2 separate regions of the Homo sapiens genome follow, and region 1 is linked to region 2. A link is a loop called in an ENCODE intact Hi-C map of the cell type or tissue named here. Cell type or tissue: CD14-positive monocyte. All regions are shown on one strand. Links, peaks and the distances in the headings refer to the core of each region. The heading gives the core; the rest is flanking DNA. Region 1 holds the start of LOC124900711 (a long non-coding RNA gene). Region 2 holds the start of LOC124900887 (U6 spliceosomal RNA).

Region 1 (9,684 bases), core at 1,592-6,591, 51 kb after region 2:
GTCCCCTACTTGATTCCTGATACCTTGATCTTTTAAAAAATACTCCTCAAGAAGGCTTGGGCCGTGCACGGTGGGTCACGCCTGTAATCCCAGCACTTTGGGAGGCCGAGGCGGGTGGATCACGAGGTCAGGATATCGAGACCATCCTGGCTAACACGGTGAAACCCTGTCTCTACTAAAAAAAAAAAAAATACAAAAAATTAGGCGGGCGTGGTGGTGTGCGCCTGTAGTCCCAGCTACTCGGGAGGCTGAGGCAGGAGAATGGCGTGAACCCGGGAGGCGGAGCTTGCAGTGAGCCGAGACCGCGCCACTGCACTCCAGCTTGGGCACAGAGCGAGACGCTGTCTCAAAAAAAAAAAAAAAAAAAAAAGAAAAGAAAAAAGAAGGCTTGAGATTTTCATGTCATAGTTAGGGATAATTAAAATGCAAATACAACTAGGGAGTTTATACACTGACATATTTAGAATATCCCTTCCCCACTAGAATGTAAACTTCTTAGGGGAGGAACTTGATTTTGTACCCTATTATGTCCCCAGTGTATACTTACACAAGTGGTGTACAGTTCGTGCTTAATAAATATTTGTTGAATGAACGAGCAAATGAGAGTCTATATTAATGTGCCAACTATTGCAGTAGTCAGCATTTCGTCTACACTTTTTTTTAATGCCTTTACACATTTTAGGCTTTATACATGCTGCGTCCTCTTTCTGCAACGCCTTTTCTCCGTCTTTTTACTCCTCCATCGCCTCTTCTAAACCTGGAGAAGGTATAATAATCCTTTAAAACTCCCCTTGTTTTGGTAAAACACTCCTTGATCCTTATCTTCCTCCTCAAATCAATCCTTTTTTAAAAAATAAAAATCAGCTGGGCTCCTGTAGCCTTTTTTTTGAGACGGAATTTTGCTCTTGTTGCCCAGGCTGGCGTGCAATGGTGTGCTCTCGGTTCACTGCAACCTCCGCCTCCCGGGTTCAAGTGAATCTACTGCCTCAGCCTCCCAAGTAGCTGGAATTACAGGCGCCCACTACCACACCTAGCTAATTTTTGTATTTTTAGTAGAGACGGGGTTTCACCATGTTGGCCAGGCCGGTCTTGAACTCCTGACCTCAGGTAATCTACCTGCCTCAGTCTCCCAAAGTGTTGGGATTACAGGCGTGAGCCACTGTGTCTGGCCTCCTGTAGCCTTTTGTGTATAATCCTGTTATAAAAGGAATCATTTTGTCCTGTAATGATTTGTTTACATGTCAGCCTCTGCCATTAGAAGTGAGTTCTTTGTTGGCTGGGCGCAGTGGCCGAGGCAGGTGGATTATGAGACCAGGAGTTCAAAACCAGCCTCGCCAAGATGGTGAAACCCTGTCTCTACTAAAAATACCAAAAATTAGCCGGGCGTGGTGGCGCATGCCTGTAATCCCAACTACTTGGGAGACTGAGGCAGGAGAACTGCTTGAACCCAGGAGGTGGAGGTTGCAGTGAGCTGAGACTGTGCCATTGCACTCCAGCCTGGGCAACATGGTGAAACTCTGTCTCAAAAAAAAAAACCAAAAACAAACAAGAAATGAGTTCTTTGAGGTTGTGATATTGCGTATTTCTTTTGTATCCTTACTCTTAGTGTGGTGACTGGTTTATGGCAGATGTTTAAGAAACATCACTGACAACTGACTGAATCTTGCAAGTGGTCCTTCACCCTGCAGGGTTCCAGAAAGGTCTCAGACAGCTCCCTGTTAAGGAGTGCATTACAAGATCATTTTCTTTAAAAGCACTATTTTGGATAGGAAATCTTCTTGCCTACTAAGATTTTCTTTTGCTAAATCTCTTTATTCTGTATTCAAATGGAATTATTCTTGTGGAAACACAGAGTACAGCCCATAAATAAGGGATTTAGAAATACTTGGTCAAATTTCAAGGTGGGATTGATTACCTTGGTTTTCCACTCAGTGGATGCTTTCTGGTTACTTTGATGCCATAGAAACCTCAAAAATAGTAACATTTGGGAAAGGCTGGAATACTTATCCTGAGGAAAAATAAATGGTTTGACTATTGGGAACCAAACTCCTGTTGGTGTAGGACAGGGGAATTATGTTGTATAACGTAGTATCTCATGTCTCCAGCTATAAGAGGATTGTGGCCTGCTCAGGTTGCTATGGTTGTGACTATGACAACTCTGGAAAACATGAGAGAGATGCCAAGAAGAGGGCGTGGTAATGGCCATGGGCACAAGAGAACAAATGTCCAAGAGTAGGGACTGCATAGGGTCCTTGGATTCCAGTGGTTGTCCTTGGATTCCAGTGGCAGGGAGTCAAAACCCTATTCAAAGATCTGACTTCTACATTCTATTATTTACATAGAAGCAAACCCTGAACTGCTAATAATTGATTCCTTTCATTCATCCATTCTGCTTTTTGTTATTTTGAGGAAGGAAATGAAGTAGAGGGAAGCAGCATAAGTACCTAGGGTACTGCGGCTCTTGAGAACAGGCACTATTTAATTAAGCCAACTGTGAATTTGTGTGGGTGAAAGTAACAGCTGCTGATACTTAGGATATTTTTAAGTTGCACCCAGTTGGGATACTCTCTATGTCTATATATGGTCCTTCATGCTAAAGGACCTCGTGGAGATGGGTGGGCTAAAAACACAGACTCTTTGAAACTACATCGTCATCTTTTCATCTCTGTCAGCACATCAGCAGCCTGCTCTCTGGGAAACTTCAGCAAGGTTAAATGTTAAACCATTCATATGACCTACTCAGCAATAACTCCTCCATCCCCCTACATTGTTGCTAGGCTTTTCTGAGATTCAAGGAGAGACTTATTTGTTTAGTTCCAATATACTTTCAAGCTGCCTAGTTACCATGTCTTGTGCACAACGTGCACTCCAGGCAAACAAACTTTTTCAGAGCACAGCAGATTGGAGCAACAAACAAGCCTAGCAAATTGAGCCCCCTGAGCCCATGTGCTATCTGAAGCAAACCAAAACACAGCTGGCGGAGTTAATTTTAGACTTTCCAACCTTGGTAATGTCCTATCAATTTGGGATAAGCTGTTTTGAATAGGCTTGAAAAGGACCTTCCCTCCTTCTCCCCATGGCAGCTTACTGCTATGTGGTTTGAATTTAGTGGGAAAAACAGTTAATTGCGGGCAATGGTAAACTTGATGTACCAAGAAATTCAATTCAGCATTTATTGAGCAAGTACAAGGCCCATGCAAGAAACTTTTTATTTTGAGACAGGTTCTCACCCTGTCATCCAGGCTGTAGTGCAGTGACTGGATCGCGGCTCACGGCCACCTGGAACTTCTGAACTCAGGCACTCCTTCTGCCTTGGCTTCTCAAGTAGCTGGGACTACAGGTGCATGCCCAGCAATTTTTTGTTCTTGTGGAGATAGGGTTGCCCTATGTCGCCCAGGCTGTTTATAAGATCCTCCTGCCTTGGCCTCCTAAAATGCTGGGATGCGTGAGCCACTGTACCTGGCCAGTGAATCTTTCATAATTTTTGTCCTATGGACTAAGATCCTCAAAATTATACACAAAGTAGTACTTTCTAAAAAGTTTTGAAAGACTGGCTTTTTGAAAACAAAAATCAATTTTTATGTTGTGGTGCTTCCAAACACCAAAAGGGAGTTGGCATGATGATTAGGAAAGTTGTTTTATCAAATTATGCTGTTTATAAATGTAACCAGAATTTAAATACAATACAAGGAGTATATACATGCTACTCACTTCTGAATAGACAAGATCCAGTTCTCTGACCACCAAAATAGGTAAGATCCCTTTAATATATACTCATATACAGGCCAGGTGCAGTGGCTAACACCTGTAATCCCAACACTTTGGGAGGCTGAGGCAGGCAGATCACTTGAGGTCAGGAGTTCAAGACCAGCCTGGGCAACATGGTGAAACTCCGTCTCTACTAAAAAATACAAAAATTAACCAGGTGTGGTCATGCATACCTGTAATCCCAGCTACTCGGGAGGCTGAGGCAGGAGAATCACTTGAACCTGGAGGTGGAGGTTGCAGTGAGCCGAGATCGTGCCACTGCACTCCAGCCTGGGTGACAGAGTGAGTGAGACTCTGCTTGAAAAAATAAAAAAGACTTCATATACAACAAGGCCCTTTCTTTCATGACATTTACACATTTTCTAACTTTGCTTTTATTTGATTACTTGTATTTCCCAATGACCTATAGGATTCAGATGGTAAACACTAGGGCCTTTTTTTTTTTTTTTTAACTCTCAGAGGCCCATAGTAGACACTCAATGAATTCTTGTTGAGTAGATAAATGATTATAACCCAAAATCTAGCCATCCTATTGCATAAACCTCATATTCAAAAGAGTAACGAGCTTGAAGGGGAGGGTACTGGGTTAGGTTTGTGGTCAATAAAACATTCCTTCTTCCATTTTAAACATTAAATAATAAGCTCTGTGTTTGTTTTTTTGTTGTTGTTTTTGTTTGTTTGTTTGAGACGGAGTTTCACTCTTGTTGCCCGGGCTGGAGTGCAATGACACAATCTTGGCTCACCACAACCTCTGCCTCCTGGGTTCAAGCGATTCTCCTGCCTCAGCGTCCTGAGTAGCTGGGATTACAGGCATGCACCACCACACCTGGCTGATTTTTTTGTATTTTTAGTAGAGACGGCGTTTCTCCATGTTGGTCAGGCTGGTCTTGAACTCCCGACCTCAGGTGATCCGCCCGCCTTGGCCTCCCAAAGTGCTGGGATTACAGGTGTGAGCCACTGCGCCCGGCAGGCTCTGTGTTTTGATGCTTTGTGGGTTTTAGCAATAAATAAATGCACTGAAAGACATCAAGCTTCATCAGTCTTTCATGTCTCCATTCCTTTCTTTTTTTGTTTTGTTTTTTTTTTTTTGGAGCCTGAGTCTCGCTCTGTCGCCCAGGCTGGAGTGCAGTGGCGCAATCTTGGCTCACTTCTTCCTCCGTCTCCCAGGATCAAGTGATTCTCCCGAATCAGCCTCCCGAGTAGCTGGGATTACAGGCACCCACCACCACGCAGGGCTAATTTTTGTATTTTCAGCAGATATGGGGTTTTGCCATGTTGGCTAGGCTGGTCTCAAACTCCTGACCTCAGGTGATCTGCCTGCCTCAGCCTCCCAAAGTGCTGGGATTACAGGCATGAGCCACTGTGCCTGGGCCCTCCATTCTTTTTTTCTTTTCTTTCTTTTTTTTTTTTTTTTGAGACAGGGTCTTACTCTGTCACCCAGGCTGGAGTGCATTGGCGTGACCTTGGCTCACTGCAACCTCTGCCTCCCGGGTTCAAGAGATTCTTGTGCCTCAAATTCCTGAATAGTTGGGATTACAGGGCGTGCCACCACGCCTGGCTACTTTTGTACTTTTAGTAGAGATGGGGTTTTACCATGTTGGCCAGGCTGGTCTCCAACTCCTGACCTCAAGAGATCCGCCCGCCTCTGCCTCCTAAAGTGCTGGGATTACAAGTGTGTGCCATTCTATTCTATTATTCAAATTAATCTGTCCTTGAGAAGCACTTAAAATTGTACATTGGCTAGTCTTTAATGAAGCAAGAAATAGAATTAAAATCTAAGGAGCACTGATAAGGGTCAGGTTGAATTGTTAGCTTTGTTAAGTGTGATTGTGTAGCATGCCAAAATACACTTAGAATATATTTATTCTTTTTTTTTTATTTTTTCATAGAGATGGGGGGTTTTACTATGTTGACTAGGCTGATCTCAAACTCCTGCTTTCAAGTAATCCTCCGATCTCGGCCTCCCAAAGTGCTGGGATTATAGGTGTGAGCCATGGCATCAGGCCTCAAATGAATATATATACATATACATACACACACACACACATTTCCCTCTTTTTTTTTAATTTTACTTTAAGTTCTGGGATACATGTGCAGAAAGTGCAGGTTTGTTACACAGGTATACATGTGCCATGGTGGTTTGCTGTACCTATCAACCCCCATGGTGGTTTGCTGCACCTATCAACCTGTCATCTAAGTTTTAAGCCCCACATGCATTAGATGTTTGTCCTAATGCTTTCCTTCCCCTTGCCCCCCACCCCCCGACAGGCCCTGATGTGTGATGTTCCCCTCCCTGCGTCCATGTGTTCTCATTGTTCAACTCCCACTTGTGAGTGAGAACATGTGGTGTTTGCTTTCTGTTCCTGTGTTAGTTTGCTAAGAATTATGGTTTCCAGCTTCATCCATGTCCCTGCAAAGGACATGAACTAATTCTTTTTTATGGTTGCATAGTATTCCATGGTGTATATGTGCCACATTTTCTTTATCCAGTCTCTCGTTGATGGGCATTTGGGTTGGTTCCAAGTCTTCGCTACGGTAAATAGTGCTGCAATAAACAAACATGTGCATGTGTCTTTATTCAAATGAATATTTAAAGAGCATATGCCCACTCATGTTCTGTTCTATTCTGTACATGTTACAGTATAATTTCAATTCTTTGAAAAGTTGGATAGAACAAAAATTTTAATAATCTTGCTTCATAAACAAAAGGTTATTAGATTTTGGTCAGAAGAGATGATAATTATAAATATCTATTTGAATATAAACTCTCTTTGATTCTGAAATTCCCAATGTTTTTGATATGCTGAATAATTTTATATGACAGACATCATTTGATTTAAAGTCTAACCTGGAATCATATTGTATATTATTAACCTGACACCTCCCTCACATTTAGGACCAGTATATTTACGTTTTATTGGATGTTAATTCCAGGCAACTCTCCTAGTGGTATGATAAAGAAATACTCAGAAGGTATTTTTGCAGATTCTTTCCTCTGCCAGTTTTCCCTTATTCAGTGTCACAGGATACATCTAAATTATGTCAGACCAAAACTAAGGCTACCTAAGCCAAATCAGGGAGCAGTTTGGAAATGTGTGCCAGTCATTTGAAGGATGCCCCTGGCAGGAGAGAACTTTAGAACTGGAAGATATTTTAGAGATCATGTAATGATAGAAGGCTCCCATTTTAAATGGGCTAAAACTGAGGCTATGACAGGTCAACTCACTCTTTCCAAAGATAATCAGTAATCTGGTAATGCAAGTCTTACTTTCAGAAGACCCTTACAAGAATCATACAGGGCTGGGCGTGGTGGCTCACGCCTGTAATTCCAGCATATTGGGAGGCCAAGGCAGGCAGATCACGAGGTCAGGAGTTTGAGACCAGCCTGGCCAACATAGTAAAACCCCGTCTCTACTAAAAATTCAAAAATTAGCCAGGTGTGGTGGCACAGGCCTGTAATCCCAGCTACTTAGGAGGCTGAGGCAGAATTGTTTGAACCCAGGAGGCAGAAGTTGCAGTGAGCCTAGTCCAGAAGTTGCACCACTGGACTCCAGCCTGGGTGACAGAGTGAGACTCCGTCTCAAAAAAAAAAAAAAAAAAAAGAATTATACAGTAAGTCAGTACCATATCAATATTTGGAGCACAGGGTTTTATACCATAAATCTATTATTTTCATTCAGATAAATCCTCCTCTTTCTTCTTTTTGGGGAATCTTTTAAAAAATTTTTAATTTAATTTGAAGTTCCAGGATACATGTGCAGGACGTGCAGGTTTGTTACATAGGTAAACGTGTGTGCCATGGTGGTGTGCTGAACCTATCAACTTATCACCTAGGTATTAAGCTCTGCATGCATTAGCTATTTATCCTGATCTGGTAATCTTTTGAGTCTGTAAGTTTTCTCATTCCAGTAACCTCTGCTGTTCCTGAGATAGTGCAAGATTCTAGTATTTTCTTCTATTAAAAAATTTTTTTTTTGAGACGGAGTCTAACTCTGTCACCCAGGCTGGAGTGTAGTGGCATGATCTTGGCTCACTGCAACCTCTGCTTCCTGGGTTGGAGCAATTCTCCTGCCTCAGCCTCCCGAGTAGCTGGGATTACAAGTGTGTGCCACCATGCCCGGCTAATTTTTGTATTTTTAGTAGAGACGGGGTTTGGCCATGGTCTTGAACTTTGGCTGGTCTTGAACTCCTGACCTCAGGTGATCCACCCACCTCGGCCTCCCAGAGTGCTGGGATTACAGGCATGAGCCACTGCGCCCGGCCTAAAACGTTTTTTTTTTTTTTTTTTTTTTTTTTTTTTTTTTTTTTTACCACTTTACCAACGTGCCAAATAATAGTGCATATATGCAGTATAATACATTTCATATCTGCACCTACTTCAAAGTGTATTCTGCCCTTTGGGATAAGCCAAAGGTGAGCTAATATCTGCACATGATTTGTTTTGCTCAGATTCTCTTTGAAAACTTGTAGATTTGATGGGTGTTGTGAGTAAAGAAGACGGACATCTCTTCGATACCCGTATTTCCCTCCTAAATTGGTAATGCTGTGGTGACATATTCAAGGTATGTGAAGGATTCTTAAACAGAATATAAAGGCTTGCCCTGGGCCCCATAACCCTGTGAGAATAAAAGTCCCTTTGTAAGTGGGTCTGAATAGCTTCTAGCTTCTAGGATGTTCTGTGCATTAGAATGCTTACAAGCTTTGGCCCCCTAAGTGGTTACACCGATGACCACCCTATCATGCTGGGTTCCGTGGTGAACTGAGAGATGCCATTACCTTTCACCGCCCTTGGCCGGACACTCACGGTGGGCCTAACTCCGGTGGTAATTCCATCCCTCACTGCGGGACCTTGACATCCCCGAGCTGAAGCCCACTTCCTCCCTGACCTCTGGAGCCCAGCTGAGCGGCTCCGAGAGCTCTGCCATGACTCCTAACCGGGTGGACAGGGGGGCCGGGCAGCCGCGGCGCACACGCTGGGCGTCGTCCCTAGCAGCAGAGGAGACCAGAAGGTGAGAGTCCCCATGCCGCAGCCGGAGGGCCGGGGTGGGCTTGCACCGCTATCGCGAGAGCTCGTGAGGTGGGGGCGGCGGGGAGCTGGGGAGGGGCTCGCGGAGAGCCTGCCCCGCCTCCCTTTCCTTCCCCTCCCCTGGAGTGATTCAAGACGAGCGCTACCCACTTCCGCCCCCTCCCCCTGCCATTGGAACTAGCTGAGCCGAACTAGTTGCGGCCACCGAGCAGCCGGCTCTCGGCACCTCCTCCTCCGCCTCCCTGTCTCCTGTTCCATTCGCCTTTCCTCTTCTTTCCTGGCCCACGCCGCTCCGAGGCCTCGCGACCGCCGAGCCTGCAGCCTGCCCCGCGGCCAACATGAGCTTCTTGTTGTGAGTAGCCAGGCCCCGCACGCGCCGGCTTTGTTCGGGTGGACCTGGGCCCCCGCCCGCCGCCCGCCGCCCGTCGCCCGCCCTCGTCCCGACCCTCCTGGCCCAGCGCTCCCGGGGCCCGGCGTCACCACCAAGCGGGGCCCCGGGACTGCGCGGAGCGCTCGGACTACCTAACCGCCGCCTCCCCATAGGGCTTCGAGTACTCGTGGGCTCCTGCAGCCCTGAGGAGGTTCTTCCCCCCCGGCACACCCCGGGGCCAGCGCCTGGATTCCTTCATCACCCCCGTCTCTGCCTTCGCTCGCATTCCCGGGCTTGTTTGTGCGCTTCTCGTGGGTATCTCCCACTCGCCTGCACAATCCGTATCCAAGCGGTGCTCGGTTGAATGGCTCCGTCGCGGCTGCCCATTGCTCTTTTCTGGGTCCCAAGCACAGAAGATAAGACTGTCGTACTTTCCCCTGTCATCCCAGGACCCTTTTAACTTCCTCTCTCGTCTTAGGGCTGGGAAGTTGGGATGACAAGTTCTGTAGATGTAACACTG
Region 2 (9,684 bases), core at 1,757-6,756:
AAAGAAAACCCCAGAGCAAGAACCATGATCCCTCAGAGGAGTCCCAGAAATGTCCAAGACAGCCTGGCTGGGAGAGGGGGTGTGGGAAGGGCAGGCCCCCAAGAGAGGTCCCCACATCCTCTGGCTAGAGGCTAGGCCCAGGACCCACCAATGCCAGCAGCCCTCACCTCCCTTTGGGGTGAGAGCAGGTGCTGAGGTCAGGCTGGTTTTTGTTTCCCACTGCTTGTTCGTGATTTGTTCTTGGATACCTGGAAAGGGGCCAGTTGAGGCCTCAGGGGTTGAGGCCCCTCTGGAAATGTGGTTCCTGGGAATGGGCCTGGACATAGAAGCCACTGGATGTCTCTTCCCTGAACAGTAATTTTGTTCATCAGTAATCCTGTAACTTCCCAAGGAAAACAAAGAACAGGCTAGTCTTCCCCACCCCAGCCAAAAAAGAGAAGGGGGTTTCTTCATCTGCAAGATTTGGGAATCCTAGAGTTACTTATTTATATAGAGACAGGGTTTTGCTCTTTTGCCCGAGCTGGGGTGCAGTGGTGGGAATATGACTCACACTAGCCTTGACCTCCCGGGTTCAAGTAATCCTCCTGCCTCAGCCTCCCAAAGTGCTTGGGATTACAAGCATGAACCACCACACCTGACCTATTTTTCTTTTCGTAAGCCTCCCTTTCAAGAAGGAAAATGGGTTAGCCCTTCCTAACAGATCATCACTACAAATAACAGGTTGCTGATGTATTGGAGACTCTGCCTATATTTACTCTTGCCCTCATTTTCTTAATAGCAGCAGTCATCATCTATAACATAAAAATCTGAATGGATTGGAAACCTAAATAGACAGAAATCCTGTACTTTATAATCAGGAGTATAAATAATAAGAGGCAGCCTGGGCAACCTGGCGACATCCCGTATCTACTAAAAATACAAAAAATTAGCTGGGCGTGGTGACACCTGCCTGTAGTCCCAAAAGGTCACACGCTCTCTCACAGCACAAACTGACCCTAAAACCGGAGCCCACAAGGTTGAGGCTTCAGTGAGCTGAGACCGCACCACTGCACTCCAGCACTCCAAAGTAGCACCTGCCATCCTCATGACAGAGTGAGACCCTGTCTCAAAAGTAAATAAATAAATAAAATTAAATTATAAGAGGCCATTGGTTTGGACTGAGCTCTTCTACTATGCCCAAAAGACCAAACCAAAATGCAGTTACTCACCTTCCACAAGACCAAGCTGAAACTAAGTTTATTTGACCTTCTGAGTAATCAGGAGAGACAGATAATGGCCAAATCCTCAAACAGACTGGTGTTAGCTGGCAGGATAAGGAAGGCCCCTTTGCTTTGACCTTTATAGGGAAAATACCTGAAACAACCAATCTGCTTTGTATTCTCTGTTTCTACTTTCCTTGGCCCTTTTCTATCTACAAACCCAACCTCCTTTGCTCAGCTCATCAAAACACTCACTCTATAGAATGAGATGTTGCCCGATTCTAGAATAGAAAATAAAAGCCAATTAAGATTTATAAAAGCTGAGGCCGGGCGCAGTGGCTCAAGCCTGTAATCCCAGCACTTTGGGAAGCCGAGGTGGGCGGATCACCTGAAGTCGGGAGTTCGAGACCAGCCTGACCAACATGGAGAACCCCCTCTCTACTAAAAATACAAAATTAGCTGAGCATGGTGCGCATGCCTGTAATCCCAGCTACTCAGGAGGCTGAGGCAGGAGAATTGCTTGAACCCGGGAGGCAGAGGTTGCAGTGAGCCGAGATCGTGCCATTGCACTCCAGCCTGGGCAACAAGAGCGAAACTCTGTCTCAAAAAACAAAAAAAAAAAAATTTCTAAAAGGCGTGTGCGGTGGCTCACGCCTATAATCCCAACACTTTGGAAGGCCGAGGCGGGCAGATCACTTGAGGTCAGGAGTTCAAGACCAGCCTGGCCAATATGGTGAAACCCCATCTCTACTAAAATACAAAAATTAGCTGGGCATGGTGGTGTACACCTGTAATCCCAGCTACTTGGGAGGCTGAGGCAAGAGAATCGCTTGAACCTGGGAGGTGGAGGTTGCAGTGAGCTGAGATCGCGCCACTGCATGCTAGCCTGGGCGACGGAGAGAGACTCTGTCTCAAAAAAAAAAAAAAAAAAGATTTGTAAACTAAATTCATTGTAATTTTGTCTTTTGACAGTTCTGGCAACTGACAAAGGGACCTAAAGGACACTGCTGATGACTTCTGAGACTCCCGGAGGAATATCAGAGAGGTGCCACAGAGCCACAGATGCCTTTTGAGGTCCTCGGTCTTCCTCATGGAGCCTCAAGGGTTATAGGTAAGTTCCGCTCGGGTGGACTCCTTTTTTTTTTTTTGGCTTTTGAATTTAGGATTAGTTTATGCTGTGAGACAGTGCATGACCTTTTGTGGTTTGCAGTGGCTGACAAGTCATTGGCAAGAGCTGCAGTTTTGTCTTGGCTGGGTGCGGTGGCGCATGCCTGTAACCCCAGCACTTTGAGAGGCAGGTGGATTGCTTGAGATCAGCCTGGCCAACATAGCAAAACCCCGTCTACTAAAAATACAAAAATTAGCCAAGTGTGGTGGTGCGCCCCTATAATCCCAGCTACTCGGGAGGCTGAGGCATAGGAATCATTTGTCTCAAACAAACAAAGAAAGAAACAAGCAGAAAACAAAAAGAAAAAACAAACAAAAAGAAGAGACAGGGGTCTGATGCTATTTTCCGGGCTGGAGTGCAGTGGTTATTCACAAGCACAATCACAGGACATTACTGCCTCAAACTACTGGGCTCAAGCGATCCTTCTGCCTTTGCTCTGAGTGCCTGGGATTATAGGATTACAGGTCTGTGCCATTAAGTCTGGTTTAAGAGCTGCAGTTTTTTTTCTTTTTTGGGGGGGGGGGGTTTGTTTGTTTTTTAGTTGTTTACCTTACTCATGGACTCAGGTAACAAGGAGCTGCATTTTAAGACAGTGTTGCTCTAAGTGGTTATTACTGCAGGAGGCATGAACTCTGGCTTTTGGAATCTGCTGGAATTTGAATTCTATCCTTTTTGTTAGGTTTTCTTGCATGCTTAGGTAGGAAAAAAATCACTGGGTAAGTTGGTCAAGGGGATCTCAGAGCCAAAGCCACCATTTAACTAGTGGGCACAGTTCAGGTACTTTAGAGCTATTAAAGTGCTGGCCACTAAAAAATGAGACTACCTGTTAGAATAAACTAGACATGAAACAAGGTAGCACTTGCCATCCTCAATAAAATGTTTATGCAGTGAGGTACACTGTGAAAGAATTATACCACCCAACCCCATGATGTTTCCCTCTTAGGCTGTTTTTTTTTTTTTTTTCCTTGAGATGGAGTCTCACTCTGTAGCCCAAGCTGGAGTGCAGTGGTGCAATCTCGGCTCACTGCAACCTCCGCCTCCAGGATTCTAGTGATTCTTGCCTCAGCCTCCTGAGTAGCTGGGACTACAGGCGGTGCCATCATGCCTGGCTAATTTTTTTTTGTATTTTTAGTAGATACGGGGTTTCACCATGTTGTCCTGGGTGTTCTCGAACTCCTGAGCTCAGACAATCAATCTGCCTTGGCCTCCCAAAGTGCTGGGATTACAGGTGTGAGCCACCACGCCTGGCCCCCTCTTAGGCTTTTGTCTTGACTTTGAGAGACCCAAGAGTCAATGTAAAAATGAGATCTTTAATTTTTTTTTTTTTTTTTTTTTGAGATGGGAGTCTTGCTCTGTTGCCTGGGCTCACTGCAACCTCCACCTCCCGGGTTCAAGCGATTCTGCTGCTTCAGCCTCCCGAGTAGCTGGGACTACAGGCATGCACCACCATGCCCAGCTAATTTTTGTATTTTTAGTAGAGACCAAATTTCACCATGTTGACCAGGCTGGTCTTGAACTCCTGACTCAGGTGATCCGCCCACCTCGGCCTCCCAAAGTGCTGGGATTACAGGTGTGAGCCAACGCACCCGGCCAGATCCTTAATTTCTAAAGAACTGAATATTCCACCTTCCAGCTACACCTGCCTTTTACTTGTATTAGGCCCCAGTAGCTGAAAATACTTATAAAGGTGGTGAAACCAGTGGAATCTTACTAAAGATAATTTAAAATTACAATGGTCATTATATGGACCATTCCAGATGAGAGGAGTGATACTCGACTTTTTTTTTTTTTTTTTTTTGAGACAGAGTCTCACTCTGTCACCCAGGCTGGAGGGCAGTGGCACGATCTGGACTCACTGCAACCTCCGCCTCCCGGGTTCAAGCAATTATCACGCCTCAGCCTCCCAAATAGCTGGGATTATATGTGCTCTCCACCATGCCGGGCTAATTTTGTATTTTTAGTAGAGATGGGGTTTCACCATGTTGGCCAAGCTGGTCTCAAACTCCTGACCTCAAGCAATCCGCCCGTCTCGGCCTCCCAAAGTGCTGGGATTACAGGCATGAGCCACCACGACAGACCGATACTCAACTTTAAGAAGTGCATTTAGGCCAGGTATGGTGGGTGGCTCATGCCTGTAATCCTAGCACTTTGGGAGGCTCAGGCGGGTGGATTGCTTGAGCTCAGGAGTTCGAGACCAGTCTCAGCAACACAGTGAAACCCTGGTTCTACAAAAATTTCAAAAATTAGCCAGGTGTGGTGGTTTGTGCCTGTAGTCCCAGCTACTCAGGAGTCCCAGCTACCAGCTGAGGTGGGAGGATTGCTTGAACTCAGGAGGCGGAGGTTGCAGTGAGCTGAGATTACGCCACTGCACTCCAGCCTGGGCTACAGAAGGAGAGCCTGTCTCAAATAAAAAAAAAAAGGAAGTGCATTTAAAAATGAGGGTTCCTGGCCGGGCGCAGTGCCTCACGCCTATAATCCCAGCACTTTGGGAGGCTGAGGCAGGTGGATCACGAGGTCAGGAAATGGAGAACATCCTGGCTAACACGGTGAAACCCCATCTCTACTAAAAAAATACAAAAAAATTAGCCGGGTGTGGTGGCAGGTGCCTGTGGTCTCAGCTACTCGGGAGGCTGAGGCAGGAGAATGGCGTGAACCCGGGAGGTAGAGCTTGCAGTGGGTCGAGATCGTGCCCCTGCACTCCAGCCTGGGTGACAGAGTGAGACTCTGTCTCAAAAAAAAAAAAAAAAAAAAAGAGGGTTCCTGCTGGGCATAGTGGCTCTGACCTGTAATCTTAGCACTTTGCAAGGCCAAGGAGGGATAATTAGCTGGGCCCAGGAGTTCAAGACCAACCTGAGCAACATAGACCACATTTCTACAACAACTTTGAAAAATTAGCTGGGCATGGTAACATATCCCTGTAGTTACTAGCTACTTGGGAAGCTGTGATGGGAGGATCTCTTGAGTCCAGGAGTTTGAGGCTGCAGTGAGTTCTGATCGCACACCACTGTACTCTAGACTGGGCTACAGAGCAAGACCTTGTCTCCAAAAGAGAGAGAGAGAGAGAGTTCCTGAATTAGACCCACCCAGGGATGCCTATGGATATGCAGAAACTTCTAAAAAGATTTCAAAATTTTTTCTTGCCTCTTTTAAAAGACTTATTACAAAAGGCAAATGAAAAGCTTAAGTAACCAATCGATAAGAAAAATGGAAACTGCCAACCTTTTTGCTTAGTTACTATCACACCCCAAAGACAAAAAGAAAGTGGGAAAAGTGGTTTTTATAAAACTTAGTCCCTCAGGTCAAGCAGTTTTGCTTCTTTTTTCAGAGTTATCAGTGCTAGAGTCCAGACATAGAAAATGATGTGTCTGACCTATTTGTTAATGGACTCCACCCTAAACTCAGTAATCCAGTTAAGAAACAGAAGCAAAATTGAAAAGCCACCAGTCTGACTAAATTATTTTCCAGAATATGGCATTCTGGCATTCATCTAGTTTTTTTGTTTGTTTGTTTCTTTGTTTGTTTTTGAGACAGAGTCTCCCTCTGTTGCCCAGGCTAAAGAACTCAGCTCACTGCAACCTCCGCCTCCTGGGTTCAAGTGATTCTCCTGCCCCAGCCTCCTGAGTAAGCAGCTTGGATTACAGGTGCACGCCACCACGTCCAGCTAAGTTTTGTATTAGTAGAGACAGGATTTCACCATGTTGGTTGGGCTGGTCTCAAACTCCTGACCTCAAGTGATCCACCTGCCTCAGCCTCCCAAAGTATTGGAGTTACAGGCATGAGCCACCACGCCCAGCCTGATTTTTTTTTTTTAATACGGAATGCTTCACCAATTTGCATGTCATCCTTGTGGAGGGGACCATGCTAATCATCTCTATCATTCTAATTGCAAGCACCAGATTTTTTTAATTTTTAATTTTTTTTAGAACCAAGTTCTTGTTTTGTCACCCAGGTTGGAGTGCAGTAGTACAATCATAGCTCACTGCAGCCTCAAATTCCTAAGCTTAAGAGATCCTCTTGCGTCAGCCTCCCAAGTAGCTAGGACTACAAGCACACACCACCACACCTGGCTAATTTTTTTAAAAAATTTTTTGTAGACACAAAATCTTGTTACGTTGCCCAGGCTGGTCTTGAACCTCTGGCCTCAAGTGATCCTCCCACCTTGGCCTCCAAAAATGCTGGGGTTATAGGCATGAACCTCCATGCCTGACCTCGTATCAGACTTTCAACCATAGCCATTTTAAGTCCATAGTTAATTCTTTTATTCTTATGCTCTTCTGAAACCTTTTTTTTTTCTTTTTCTTTTTTGAGGCAGAGTCTCACTCTGTTGCCCAGGCTGGAGTGCAGTATCATGATCTTGGCTCACTGCAACCTCCACCTCCCTGACTCAAGGGATCCTCTGAGTAGCTAGGACTACAGGTGTGCACCACTACACCCGTCTAATTTTATTTTTTTTCTTTTTTTTGTAGAGATGAGGTTTCACCATGTTGCCCAGGCTGGTCTCGAACTCCTGGGCTCAAGCGGTCTGCCTGCCTTGGCCTCCCAAAGTGCTGGGATTGCAGGCGTGAGCCACCTGCCCAGCCCTTCTGAGAGCTTTTTGCAAACAACTGTAATCCTAAAGTGTTGTGTCTTCAAGAAGATTTATGGAAGTGTGGCCTGGGGCAGTGGCTCATGCCTGTAATCTCAACACTTCGGGAGGCCGAGGCAGGTAGATCACCTGAGGTCACGAGTTCAAGACCAGCCTGGCCAATATGGCAAAACCCTGTCTCTACTAAAAATACAAAAATTAGCCAGACATGGTGGTGTGCACCCATAATCCCAGCTACTCGAGAAGCTAAGGCAGGAAAATTGCTTGAACCCGGGAGATGGAGGCTTTAGTGAGCTGAGATCGTGCCACTGCACTCCAGCCTGGGCAACAGAGGGAAACTCCGAAGATTCACGGGAAGTATTAAAGCAAACTAAATGAGAAGGACTCTGTACTTCCATATTTGAGTCCTTGGATGAACTGCAACCTAACTTAATAGGTAGGGAAAATTGAAAACCTAACTTAGAGGTTATAACAATAGTGCCTATAACAATAGCTGAGTCTTAGCCAATCCCAGCACAGCCATACTTCAACCATTCATACACTGCTGGGTGTTCAAACGGTGTTCAAATAAGGCAAATGCCAACCTGTAACTAATTCAGCTGTTTCTGAGCCTCACTTCCAATTTCTGTACGTCACTTCCCTTTTTTTATCTATAAATTTGTTCTGACCACGAGACACCATTGGAGTTTCTCTGAATCTGCTGTGATTCTGGGGGCTGTCTGATTCGCGAATCATTCATTGCTTAACTAAACTCCTTTAAACTTAATTCTGCTGACTTTTTCTTTTAACAGAAGGATAGAGAGGACTCTGACAAATAAATGTAGGTTTCTGATAACTTTAAGATCATACCACTGGACTAGGTAGAAATTTCCAGAAATCTAATGAAGAAACTGCTGGGTTCGTGAGCTGCTAACCAAGATCAAGCAGAACAAAAATTAATTACATGGGATTAAATAAACTGATGAAGAAGAATTATGGGTTTTTACAGCATTTTTATTCGAAATATTGCACGTTTTTTGTTTGTTTGCTTGCTTTTGAGACGGAGTCTCGCTCTGTTGCCAGGCTGGATGGAGTACAGTGGCGCGAACTCGGCTCACTGCAACCTCTGCCTCCCAGGTTCAAGTGATTCTCCTGCCTCAGCCTCCCGAGTAGCTGGGACTACAGGCACACGCCACATGCCCAACTAATTTTTTTGTATTTTAGTAGAGATGGGGTTTCACCATATTGGCCAGGATGGTCTCGATCTCTTGACCTCGTGATCCGCCCGCCTCGGCCTCCCAAAATGCTGTGATTACAGACGTGAGCCACTGCGCCCGGCCATATTGCAGGTTTTTTAATATTTTGTTTTTCAGATTTAAGACAACTCTTTCTTTTAAGGTATCTGTAACTTACAGCAATTTGGCAAAGTATACTTGTGTGAACAAAAATTGAAACGTTTACTTTCAGTACCTACCTGATCCCTCCAGAATTTAGAAATATTCATGAAAATTTTTATTTTCGTGGCAATATAGTTATTTTCATAGTTTAGTTCAATAAGAATCTGCTCAGTTTTCTCAGAATAAAATTGGAAATATCAGTTATATTTTTTCACTGGGATACCATATTTGACAAGTGCATAGAATTAATCTACAGGTACTGTAGACAAAGTCTGAGGTATGCTTTGGTTTGGCTTCATAGCCTCAAGAGGTTGTTAATAATCCAATCTGTTGGATTTGATTTCCTATCAAAAGTTCCAGCAAAGCAAAGTTTAATAGCGCCTATGTGGTCAATTGTTATTCTTGCTGTACTTGTATAAATAAACAGCCTAAGTTTGATGAGACTAAACTTATTTTGCAAACAAATTAGTTTTACCCCGATTATCTTTGGTAGAAATGGGGGTGACTGTAGAGCAGGAGTCCCCAACCCCTGGCTCACCTGTTAAAAACCAGGCCACCCAGCAGGAGATGAGCAACCAGGCCACAAAGCAGGAGGTGAGCTGCAGACAAGCGAGCATTACCGCCTAAGCTCCACCTCCATCAGATCAGCAGCAGCATTAAATTCTCACAGGAGGCCAGGCGTGGTGGCTCACACCTGTAATCCCAGCACTTTGGGAGGCCAAGGTGGGAGGATTGAGGTCAGGAGTTCAAGACCAGCCTCGCCAACATGGTGAAACCCCATCTCTACTAAAAATACAAAAATTAGCTGGGTATGGCGGTGCACCCTTATAATCCCAGATACTTAGGAGGCTGAGGCAGGAGAATCCCTTGAACCCCAGAGGCAGAAGTTGCAGTGAGCCAAGTTCATATCACTGCACTCCAGCCTAGGTGACAGAGTGAGACTCCGTCTCAAAAACAAAAAATCCTCATAGAAGTGGGAACCCTATTGTGAACTTCACATGCGAGGCATCTAGGTTTCTTGCTCCTCATGAGAATCTTATGCTTGATGATCTGAGGTGGAAGTTTCATCCCGAAACTATCCCCTCCACCCCTACCCTGGTCTGTGGAAAAATTGTCTTCCACGAAAAGATTGGAGACCACTGCTATTGAGAGAAAAACTATGTTTCTGAGGATAGCTATAGTATACCTGTTAATAGAGTATACCCCTGTTCCTTGTTCTCAAGTTTTTATTATCTACCTGTAGACTAGACTAGATTCTGAATTCTTCTAGTTTCCTCCAGTATGTGGTTACGACTCTCCAACTAAAAATAAGAACTACTCTGTTCCTGAAGCCCTATAAGCAGAAGCTGGACAACT

What was found. A loop is a pair of places that touch in the nucleus more often than their neighbours do. Peaks named below come from ENCODE experiments on the same cell type or tissue, not always from the same donor. Only the 100,000 strongest peaks of a DNase experiment are listed, where the experiment ranks them.
Region 1: a loop joins it to region 2, with 3.0 times the contacts of the local background. A loop is called at or near these places in 59 of 110 quality-filtered maps.

Annotation. Positions count from the first base shown.
Region 1 is chr4:70,893,405-70,903,088 of GRCh38, forward strand. It overlaps LOC124900711 (a long non-coding RNA gene), which reads right to left and starts at 8,827. Exons shown (of 2, transcript XR_007058132.1): 1 at 8,545-8,827; 2 at 5,816-6,313. MOB1B (MOB kinase activator 1B) reads left to right here and starts at 8,965. Exons shown (of 6, transcript NM_173468.4): 1 at 8,965-9,146. The coding sequence starts at 9,133. RefSeq lists silencers at 8,785-8,934, 9,245-9,294. In CD14-positive monocyte, for the core only: no CTCF peak of the experiment used is centred there; no DNase peak of the experiment used is centred there.
Region 2 is chr4:70,841,962-70,851,645 of GRCh38, forward strand. LOC124900710 (a long non-coding RNA gene) reads left to right here. Exons shown (of 3, transcript XR_007058131.1): 2 at 2,172-2,310; 3 at 5,899-5,932. LOC124900887 (U6 spliceosomal RNA) reads right to left here and starts at 6,276; the gene lies at 6,175-6,276. It also overlaps a transcript of GRSF1 not described here. In CD14-positive monocyte, for the core only: no CTCF peak of the experiment used is centred there; a DNase peak (open chromatin) is centred at 4,770.